2 separate regions of the Mus musculus genome follow, and region 1 is linked to region 2. The links are chromatin loops, found by intact Hi-C in ENCODE. Cell type or tissue: left cerebral cortex. All regions are shown on one strand. Links, peaks and the distances in the headings refer to the core of each region. The heading gives the core; the rest is flanking DNA. Region 1 has its middle 41 kb from the start of Nts. Region 2 overlaps 1700017N19Rik (RIKEN cDNA 1700017N19 gene).

Region 1 (5,385 bases), core at 97-5,096, 1.8 Mb before region 2:
TATAATGATCTGAGAATAAGTGATGAATCACTGACCATCAATAAAATATCCTATGACTTCTTCTAAGGCTCAAGGAACATTGCAGGACACCGCAAGAATGTGAGTCGGGTTATGAAGCGCCATCTACTGGGCAAAGGCAGCCACTGCAATCATGAACTCAAAGTAGCTAAGAAGTCTCAAGTGGGTCTGCCTTAAAGGTGTAAGTACGAAGAGACAAAGTTGGGAGCTAAGATGAAAGGATGGACCATCCAGAGACAGCCCCACCCGGGGGTCCATCCCATAATCAGCCACCAAACGCAGACACTATTGCATATGCCAGCAAGATTTTGCTGAAGGGACCCAGATATAGCTGTCTCATATGAGGCTATGCCTGGGCCTAGCAAACACATAAGTGGATGCTCACAGTCAGCTATTGGATGGATCACAGGGCCCCCAATGAAGGACCTAGAGAAAGTAACCAAGGAGCTAAAGGGATCTGCAACCCTATAGGTGGAACAACAATATGAACTAACCAGTACCCCCAGAGCTCATGTCTCTAGCAGCATATGTAGCAGAAGATGACCTACTCGGCCATCATTGCAAAGAGAGACCCTTGGTCTAGCAAACTTTATATGCCCCAACACAGGGGAACGCCAGGGCCAAGAAGTGGAAGTGGGTGGGTAGGGGAGCAGGGTGGGGGTAGGGTATAGGGGACTTTTGGGATAGCATTTGAAATGTAAATGAAGGAAATATCTAATAAAAATAAATGTGTGTGTGGTAGGGGAAGGTGTAAGCATGAGAGGAAGAGAGGATCAGGAATCCTGTCTCGCTGCGTCACTTCCTGCTTTGGACGGGGTCTGGGAGAACGATGTGGGCCTCTGACTTCAGATGTGTCCTCAGTGGCGACCCCAGCAAGCTCCAGTGGATAGTTACATCAGCAGCCGTACCAAGAGCCTTGGCTAAACCAAATGTTTCACAAACCAAGCCAAACTCTGAAGCTGTGAAGAGGCTGGTGGAGAGCAGGGTATTTAGGAGTGGGGGGAATGGTTTTAAAAGGGTCCAGGGGGAGAATGATCAAAATATAGCATCTACATGTATAAAATCATCTAGGACAAACTAAAGAACTAAACAAAGCAGAAAAAAAGAAAACAGAAAACAAACCAACAAAACAAAACGACAATAATAAGAGCTTCCATAAAAGTCATAAGCACAAATTCTTTAAAAAAAAAAAAACTAGGTATTTTCTTCATTTACATTTCCAATGCTATTCTAAAAGTACCCCAGACCCTCCCCCTACTCCCCTACCCACCCACTCCTACTTCTTGGGCCTAGCTTTCCCCTGTAGTGAGGCATATAAAATTTGCAAGACCAATGGGCCTCTCTTTCCACTGATGGCAGAGTAGGCCATTTTCTGATACATAAAGCACGAATTCTTATCCAACAGAAAAATCATAAGTCCGATTCTTACTTTAAAGCTTTCCCCAATACCTCACTACCCCACTACGTCTTTGATGTGTGCATATGTACAAGTTCATGTGGATGCTTTTGGACATGAGCCCGAGGCTGATGTCTCCATTACTCTCCATTTTCATATGTTCAGAGAGAGAGAGAGAGAGAGAGAGAGAGAGAGAGAGAGAGAGAGAGAGAGAGAGAGAGAGAGAGAGAGAGAGACTCACCTAATCTGAAGCTAATGGATTCAGCTAGACTAGAAGACAAACGATCTTCATATATCTGCCTGTGCTCTCCCTGGCCAAGCTAGCATTACAGGTACAAGCAAGCAAGCAAGCAAGCAAGCAAGCAAGCAAGCAAGCAAGCAAGCAAGCAAGCAAGCAAGCAAGCAAGCAAGCACCATCATGACTTGTTGAGTTCATATCGCTCCTAGGAATATACACTTGCGCTTTCATGTCAAGCACCTTACAGAACAAGCTATCCTTTCGTCCTCTTAGCACTGTACAATAGGTGACCTTATATTTCATTTAAAATTAACAGTATCATAATTTCGGTTGTAAATTGTACATCTTGAAAGAAGATAATATTCATTTAATGATATACATGATATACATGGCTTTCCCTTTTGGTTTTATAAACTTAAGGATATAAGTGGGGGAAAAAAAAGACTTGAAAAAGTCCCGTAGTTTGTTGTTGTCATTGTCTTGTTTTCTGGATGTTCTGCTTTGCTTTATTGTGTTTTGCTAGGATCTCTATAACCAAAGCGGGCCTGGAACTTAATTGTGCCCTTGCCAGGCTTTGAACTTGCAGTCATCCTCCTGCTTTAGCTTCCAGAATGCTCGGATCAGAGACATGACACCTAAACAGTATTTTATTCTTGAATTAACGATTAAATTCAAGGGAAGCATAGTACAACTTGTAAAACTGTTTTGTGGGAAGGGAAAAAAAAAAAAATCAGAGGCTTTTGAAACTTTGATTTCTTGCATTATGTCGCCACCTAGTGGTCACAACTGATAAGGAAAAGGAAAGTGCTTGTGCAGCTCCCAGGATATATGTTATCAGGGAGAACTTACTGTGGCACCTATTTAAGGAAAAAGCAACGGAAGGAATTGCTGATTTGGAGAGCAAAGCAGTCAGTGGCAATCAGTTATCTCAGCTCGCGTTGTTCAGACCATATTTCAACTCATGACGTCTAGCTTCTAATTTAAGGGTTGCTTTACACATAAAATATGCAGTAACAAAAATAATAAAAATCAAAAGTGTCAATTCTTTGACGCCGAAAGTCGCATAGTGAATAACACAGGATAAAGACTTAAAAGTGGTAGCTAAAGCGATGAAAAGTCTTGAAGAGCTGGGGTGTTGTGTTACATAGTAAGATATTTTGGGCAACATTGTGAAGCACAGGAATAAAAACCAAATACAGATAAATGAGATTACATTAATCCAAAACTGTTACTCTTGAATGGAAAAAGAAACTTTAAGTTTACAAAATATAGATCTAAGAACAACTCAATGTATAGAATGTCTGAAGAACTAAAAAAATAGAATGATATATTGTAGATATATAATACAATTAATATAATAAAAGAGAAAAATTGGACTCCAGGGTTGTAGACATGACTCAGCAATCAACTCTCAGAACCATCTATATTTTTACCTCTGAAGGATTCAATGCCCCCCCATTTTTTTTGGCCTCAGCAGATACACCACATGTTCATGGTGTACAGACATGTTTTTCTGACCAAATGTTCTTATAGAGCAAATTAGTTAATTAATTAATTAATTAATAATGTGAACAAAAGCCAGTGGGTTGTTCTATTGAAAATATGTTAAGTATTTATTAAGAGGAATATTAGTAAATTTATTTAACAAACTAAGGCAAACCAATAATAAACCAAATACAACTAACACAGAATTAAGTGGAAATTCGGTCAATATTTCTTGTAATAAAACTAGCAAAACCTTTATATTTAGATGAAGTAAAAGCCATGTAAAATGCATTGTAAACATAAAATTATTGCTTCCAGAGAATGATGGAACATCAAATTATATTGGAAATAGTTGTTGCTCTGTAAGCCATAAACTGTTCTCTCTGTGTATCTCTCTGTCTCCCTCTGTGTCTCTCTGTCTCTGTCTCTCTCACTCTCTGTTTCTCTCTTTATCTGAAATGGGATTTCTTAATATAGCCCACACTGTGTCTACTAGGCTGGCCTTGAACTCAGAGATCCTCCTACTTCTGCCTCCAGACTTATGAGATTAAAGGTGCGTGCCCCAACACTTGACAAAGTCACGGTTTTCAACACAGGATTTTTATAAATCTTCAATCAATACTGTATCCAGCAAAGACTCACAAACTTGTTGATTTAAAACAAGATGCTCATGGACCTCCAAAAGACCAATCTTGTAGATAACTTGATTTATTCTGGTCTAGTAGAGTTCTTCAGTGAATCAGAACCAGATACACAAACATATTATTAATATGTATTTATATATTATAAAATATAAATTATTAGAGTGGGTTGTGTGATTCAGACATGAAGGCCAGCTCTCTAAAGTCAGTATTAGCACTTGTGATGGTTAGTCTTGCTTGCTAACTTGTTTAGACCTGGCAACAACAAAACGACACCCAACCCAGCAGATGTATGAGAGGCAAAGTTCCTTTTCTAGGGTAGGTGACACCTTTCCATACAGAAGAGATAAAAGGAGATGGGAGGATGCTTCATGTCATGTTTGCTTCCCATTTTGTTTCTCTGACAACTGTTTTTTTTTAATCACACTATTTCTGCCATTGCTGTTCTTGCTGCAAGCCTTTCCTGCCAACAGACTCCAGCTTCTCTGCCCTCCAATGAACGGAAGATGTCAGAGACCAACTTTCCCTGGTTTTCAGTCCAGGAGATTCTTGCCCCTGTCTTCAAATCTCACCATCCCTGCTTCCATATGATGTAGCTTCTCAAATTTTTGCCTCTTCTTCCATTTTATGAAGATAGTTATAATCATGTCAGTATTACTCAGAAAATCCAGTTTATCCTCTGATAATCTTGAATTAGTCACACGATCAAGGAATCCTTGCAATGGCATAGGAAATATTCACGTTCCATTCCTCTGCTTACTATAATAACTAGGGCTGACTGACCTGGCTTGTATCCTATTTTGCTTTTCTGTGATAAACAATGTGAAAATACACTGCATAGAAAAGGGTTTCTTTCACTTAAACTTTCATTTCACAGTCTATCACTAAATGAAGCCAGGGCATGAGTTCAGGGCAGGACCTGAAGGTAGAAACCATGACGGAACCCTGTTAATTGGCTGGCTAAGGTAACACACACACACACACACACACACACACACACACACACACACACCATGTTCAACTGCCTAAGGATGGTACAGTGGGCTGGGCCTTCTCCATCAATTAGCAATCACAGCAATGCCCTACAGACCTGCGCACTTTCAAACTTATCTAGACAATTCCTCAGTTGGGGCTCTTTCATCTACAGGAATTGGAGATTCTGACAAGTTGACAATAAAAAGTAACTATCCCAGAGAGCCATGATTATTGTTCAGAGATCAATAATTCAGGAGTGAGTAATTTATTTTCATTGCTTATTTTTGCAGTGTTAAAAACCTTTGAGCAAGCTATTCAAGGGCTCTCTCACCGAGTTACTTCTGGGGACTTAGTAGCTTAAGTTAATTTTAAAATACTTAATGTATTACCACTACCATCCTAATGTAATATTAAAATTGTAGATCATTGTAAGCACTTCTAGATTTAGTATGTTTTTTTGGTAAATTCTTATTCTATTTTACATTTTATTTCTCTGCAATTAAAAGTACCTGGTGCCACTCAGATACAAATTATAATAGATATTCTTTGCACATGGCACTAATTTCTTATTCATGGTTGGGTCAAAATACCTAGCAAATGAATATTAGGGAAGAGTGTAATTTTAGCTCAGG
Region 2 (5,385 bases), core at 235-5,234:
ATAGTAAAGAAAGTCATGAATCAAGGCATTTTTTTCAAACACATTAGTGGAAACCTTAATTAGTTACAACAGAGCAGAGAAGTCTCAGTTAGACACCTCAGATGCTCTCTGGTAAATCTTACCCTTTGGGTGGATTAGACTGGGTTCTGTAAACATAGTCCGAGAAATTTGTTAGTCCCCAGATGTTAGGTCTGACACAGGGGTGAGCAAGCAATGGCTATTCCTAGGGCTAAAGACTTTCCTAGATAAACTGTAATTAGAGTCTGGAGTTACAGCAAGATCTAACCAAGTCAATCAACCGTCACAGTCTCAGCTTCTCAAGGAGTTCCTGATGTCTGCCAAGTATCACCTTTTGTTTAGAGGGGGATGAGTGGGTCTATTATTTATTAAATATTGTATTGCCTCACATAGCAAGGATGGGTGAGGCTGGTGTAGACAAGACTCATCTGGTCTTGAGTAGGGGGCAGTATAGCCATCTCAGAAGAAAGCGATAGATGGCAAACATTTAGAACGAACCTCCTGGGTCAAATCAAAATGATTAGCCATCATGGTCTGGATTTGACCTTATAAAAATTCCATCCTTGGAGTCTAACATAAAATTTACATGTGAAAATTATAGGTCTATTATACTTAAAATTAAAATATTCAAGTACATTAGCCTGCTGGAAAAACATAAGAGAGACTTGCATTTTCAGTGGCCAACATTAACATTTAAAAATGTTACTAGACTTGCTACATGTTCTCCCTGTCTGTATAGTTACTTGTATTCCATGAACTATTTTACTTATAGCTAGAGTATTTACACAAATTTATCATTTTTAAATTTTGGGGATTTTCAGTTCAGCTTGATCTCTTGTGGAGTAACTCTGGCTGTAGCTCCAGGAAATGAATGTGGATAATCTGTCAGATATATTTCATTGATAGTTACCATTTATCAAAACCCACAAGGCACAACTCTTAATGTTTCACATATTGTTTCTAAGATCCAGCCCACTCCTATCAGAAAAGTATATTGCAAATTAGAAAAGTATTCTTTAGAGAAATGAAGTATTTCCTCCAAGGTCAAATGGCTAGCTAGCACCTGAGAAACTTGGGAGCCTTAAGTAGTTCTTGGGGCTACTGGCTGCAAGCTGCAAGGGTTTACTGACTTTATTGGCAATTACCCAGCCAGCCCACTAAGCTCACTTAACTTGCTGGAAGGCCATGCTTTCCCTGGGGTGAAGAACATAAAGCATCATTTGCAAAAAGAACTCAGTTGTCTGCACACACACACACACACACGCACACAGACACACACACACACACACACAGTGGAGTGAGAGCAGTTCAAAGCAGATGGAACTGGAACACAGAGTTCTCCCTGTCTTCCTAGGATGGTCTGTTTTAATAACCTCACAAATGGCATAAATTTCTTCTTCTGCCAGGAGCAAACTACATGTCTTTTATTATTTTTTTTTCCAGCAAGAAAGACACCAACTTGTGACAAAATAATTACAAATCCAAAGAAATTGTGGGCCTAGAACTTACATCTCCAGGTCAAAACATAGCCAGTGGCAAATATATATCCTTTTTTCAAAGGAAAGGTTGTGTGTAGTGAGTTTTCCTTAAAGATGACCTCAGTGGGAGAAGATGTGCCAAGTCCCCGAGAGACTTGAGGCCCCAGAAATGGGGGAGACCTGGTGTTGGGAGAGTAGGGGGGTAAGGCACAGCAGGGTGGAGGAATAGAGTGAGGAATTGTGGGAGGGGGGACTAGAAGGGGGACAATGGCTGGGTTGTAAATATTTTTTTAAGATAGCATCAATACTTATGAAGACTAGAATTGGAAACAAATTAGTTGGGCTCCCTAAGTGAACTTAACATAAGAGAACTTAAGAAAAAAAAATGTTAGCAGTTGTAGTGTGAGATAAATTATGTATGTCCAGGAACATAAAATTAAAGAGAGGAGAACCAATGAGAACGACATCTTCAGAAGATGTTTCAGAGGCCAGTACCGAATATTTTCAAATACACTGTCATTTATTTGGTGAATTTGTTTTACCAGGATCTGTGTGAATTTAAAAGTAGATCATGGTCATTGTACAAAACAATATTTCTGGCAAGTGCTTTTGTATTCCACGCCTGTTTTTCATTAAGTATAGTAAATATATTATTAAATTTTATACAAAGCAAAAAGAAGGGGGGAAGCATATTGGTTTGTGTTTCTTTTACTCAAACATTGTCCAGCACAATTGTAAACTTAAGTTCATCAAAATCTTGTTCAGGGGTCCATTTATAAATTTTCTCTGACTCAAGCACCCATTCAACATAGAGCATTTATAAATTTTCGCTTGACTAATCTGAAAATCCATTTATTGTTCAAGTTTAGGAATCCATTGTCATCCTTCCCCACAAATAGGTAAGGAATTCCCTCATATTTAATTAACAGGCACTCCTTTCTGCATCAGTCTGTTGCGCTCACCTTGTCCGCATCTCGACAGCTTTATTCCAGGAACACCTCAATGCTACAGGAACCCCTGGAACCCAGGGAGGACTCCTTATATACACCCCAGCACTGGGGAGGGTTATGTGTCCTCCTGGGATTGGTCAGTCGGCCTGGGAGGGGTTGGCGCCAGATTCAGGCTAGCGCCTGCGCAGTGGCGTTGTTTACTGAGACGGGGGAGGCGCCATCTTTTAGGCATTTGGCTGCCTACATCAGTCAACAACCCTTCCTCTGTGGTGTATCACATCACATGGGCATGTAAGCCCGTGTAAGAGGTCTTCTATATTATTCGTTAAGGTTGTCTAAAATACTATAGTAGTGCCTATGATAACCAGTAACAAATCAAAATTTAATTTCAAGTAAATTAAACATTACTCTTGCCCTTCAGAGCAAACCTATATTTTATACTTCTTTGTCGCTCCTTTCTTAAACTATTCTGACCACTCTGGAATTTCATACTCACTTTAGAATAAATTTAAGGTTTCCTGAGAAGAACCAAAGGACTCTGGCTAATATGTTATTAAACAGTTAAGTCTAGAGGTAATTAGCATCTTTGTTTTGATAGACACATAGTTTACAATTGCACGGATTAATGGTCTGGACTGTGATATTTCAACACCTGCAGTGTGCACTGGTCAAATCAAGAACAATGTTTTAGAGTCAGTTCTCTTCCTCGAGCATCTGGTGCGCTGAGTAAGAATTTAGGTCACCAGGCCTGGAGCCAAGGTGCCCTTAGCTGATGAGTCACTCTGCCAGCTCCGATCATTTCTTTACGATGAAATCTTTAAGCACCTCACTTCTATACCTTCATAACTTACGTAATTGTGAGCTCTAGTAGCCATTCTATGCTGTAGAACACTAGAACGTATTCCCTGTATCTTGATTTTCGGGTTCCTTTCATCTAAAGTTTTTACCCCCCACTCCAAGACCACCATCCTACCACCCCATCCCCAGCCCACCGCCAACGTCTAATAGCTGCTATCCTGAACTGAGATCTGTATTGTTTACTTACTCCTACCTGAAAGATAAACATGGTATCTTTGTTTCTGTGACTAAATTATTTTGTGTCACACAAACTGCCCTACAGATAAATCCGTAATAGCTTCTAAGATGGTAATTCATCTTCCTTATTGTTTTTCCAGCTATTTGTTAGATTTGCTCCCCGATGCCTTAAATCTTAGCTGATTAAAGAAAAGTCTGTCAGTTTTCACCTATGTTATATGCTTCCATACTCGTTCCTTTAGATTGAGAGCTAAGCATTTGGGTTCTCCTTTTAGTCACACTGAAAATGAGCGATTTTAGGTAAACTTTCAAAAATTAATTGCTTTTGGTTTTGAGACAGGGTCTCACTATGGAACATACTTTGTTCACCAGGCTGGCTTTAAACTCAGAGATCTGCCTGCCTCTGTCTCCCAAGTATGAGATTAAAGGTGTGTGTCACCACTGGACCCTCACTTCTATCTGTACTTCTGGAGTTACTGAGGACTTGAAATTTCAGTAATACTTCTGGGAACTATGTCAGTTCACTAATTTTTTTTTAAAGAACCTCCTTTGCTCCATTATAATCATATAATTTTGATTTTTTTTGGGGGGGAGGACAGGAAAATGTTTGCTTTTCAGTTTTGACTGTGGCCCATCTCAGCAAATTTTTCAGTTGCCAATTAAAAGATACTGTTCAGCAAATTTCCTGCATGATAAGCCAACTTTGTCTCTGTCTCTGCTGCATCAAAGGATATTCATATTAAAATTCTGCCAAGGTACTCCTCACCAACTGCAGCCCTGGGACGTTGTTGAATTTGTGTATGCTTTATGAACTACGTCTGAGAGCCCTGCCTGAAATCCAGGAGGGGAAAAAGGTGGGAGCTGTTTTCAGTGAAGATTATCACAAAGAGCAGAGATGGAAGCACCAACTTCACCCCGCAGTCTGTGCGCTCTAACTTGCTCACGATTAAAGGATGATTTTAATTGCCAAACTTTGAAATTTTATTAAATGTTTTGTGGTAATGTATTGAATGAATCCCAGACATACATAAATAAACAGGCAGCTGTTTGCAATTTGCATTTTATCAGTTTTGAAAGAGCACAATGTTCTTCCTGCGTCTTATTTTCAGAATTTGCGTTTTATCAGCGTTGGCTACCCACTATATACTATGCAGTACTTGAATATCTCATTCTTTGAATTTTCATTTTTGATTGTGAATCAGATGATGGCTGGAGCTTCTCTCTTTCCTCATTTTCCTCTTCTCTCAACCTCCAGGCTTACTTACTCCCATTTCTTCTTGGCTCTAATAACAAAATACACAAAATATTTAATTTTCTTGACGTTTTTGCTGGGACATCATCACAAAATACATATGAACATATGTATATACCATGAAATCTAAAGGCAAAAAAAAAAAAAAAACCCAAGATGGAGCTTTAGCCATTCAATTGTAAAAATACCATTCAAGCATTCAAGTTTACTAGGTTTCTTTTCAATGTTTTAGAGCATTGCATTTTGGACGGTGGGTGAGTGAAAGACTAAACTGATATTACATGGAAGCCCGCATTCAGGGGACTCCTAGAGAGAATGGAATGAACAGTTGCTAATAGGAAGACAGGCGTCTCCATATTCACTCTGGTATATCCCTATCAGGAGGCACATACGGCCACGGGGAAGACTGGCAATGAAAATCTGTCTTCCCACCTTCAGCTTGTGTCCTTGATTCTCATAGGCAGACAACCCTCCTCTCCCCTCTCCCCTCCTCTCTCCCCTCCTCCCCACTCTCCCCTCCTCCCCTCTCCCCTCTTTCCCTCTCCCCTCTCTCCTCTCTCCCCTCTCTCCTCTCTCCCCTCTCCCCTCTCTATTCTCTCCCTCTACACTCATGTAACATTTTCCCAACAGACTCCTCTGGTCCGTTCACACT

Evidence for each region. A loop is a pair of places that touch in the nucleus more often than their neighbours do. Peaks named below come from ENCODE experiments on the same cell type or tissue, not always from the same donor. Only the 100,000 strongest peaks of a DNase experiment are listed, where the experiment ranks them.
Region 1: a loop joins it to region 2, with 3 times the contacts of the local background. A loop is called at or near these places in 10 of 42 quality-filtered maps.

What each region holds. Positions count from the first base shown.
Region 1 is chr10:102,446,697-102,452,081 of GRCm38, reverse strand. No RefSeq gene overlaps it. Among named protein-coding and RNA genes, the nearest start is that of Nts, 41 kb to the left of the region's middle. In left cerebral cortex, for the core only: CTCF peaks have their summits at 131 (motif pointing left) and 2,430 (motif pointing left); DNase peaks (open chromatin) are centred at 137 and 2,433.
Region 2 is chr10:100,617,455-100,622,839 of GRCm38, reverse strand. 1700017N19Rik (RIKEN cDNA 1700017N19 gene) reads right to left here. Exons shown (of 13, transcript NM_001081246.1): 13 at 4,449-4,764. The coding sequence ends at 4,739. Among named protein-coding and RNA genes, the nearest start is that of 1700017N19Rik, 28 kb to the right of the region's middle. In left cerebral cortex, for the core only: no CTCF peak of the experiment used is centred there; a DNase peak (open chromatin) is centred at 3,171.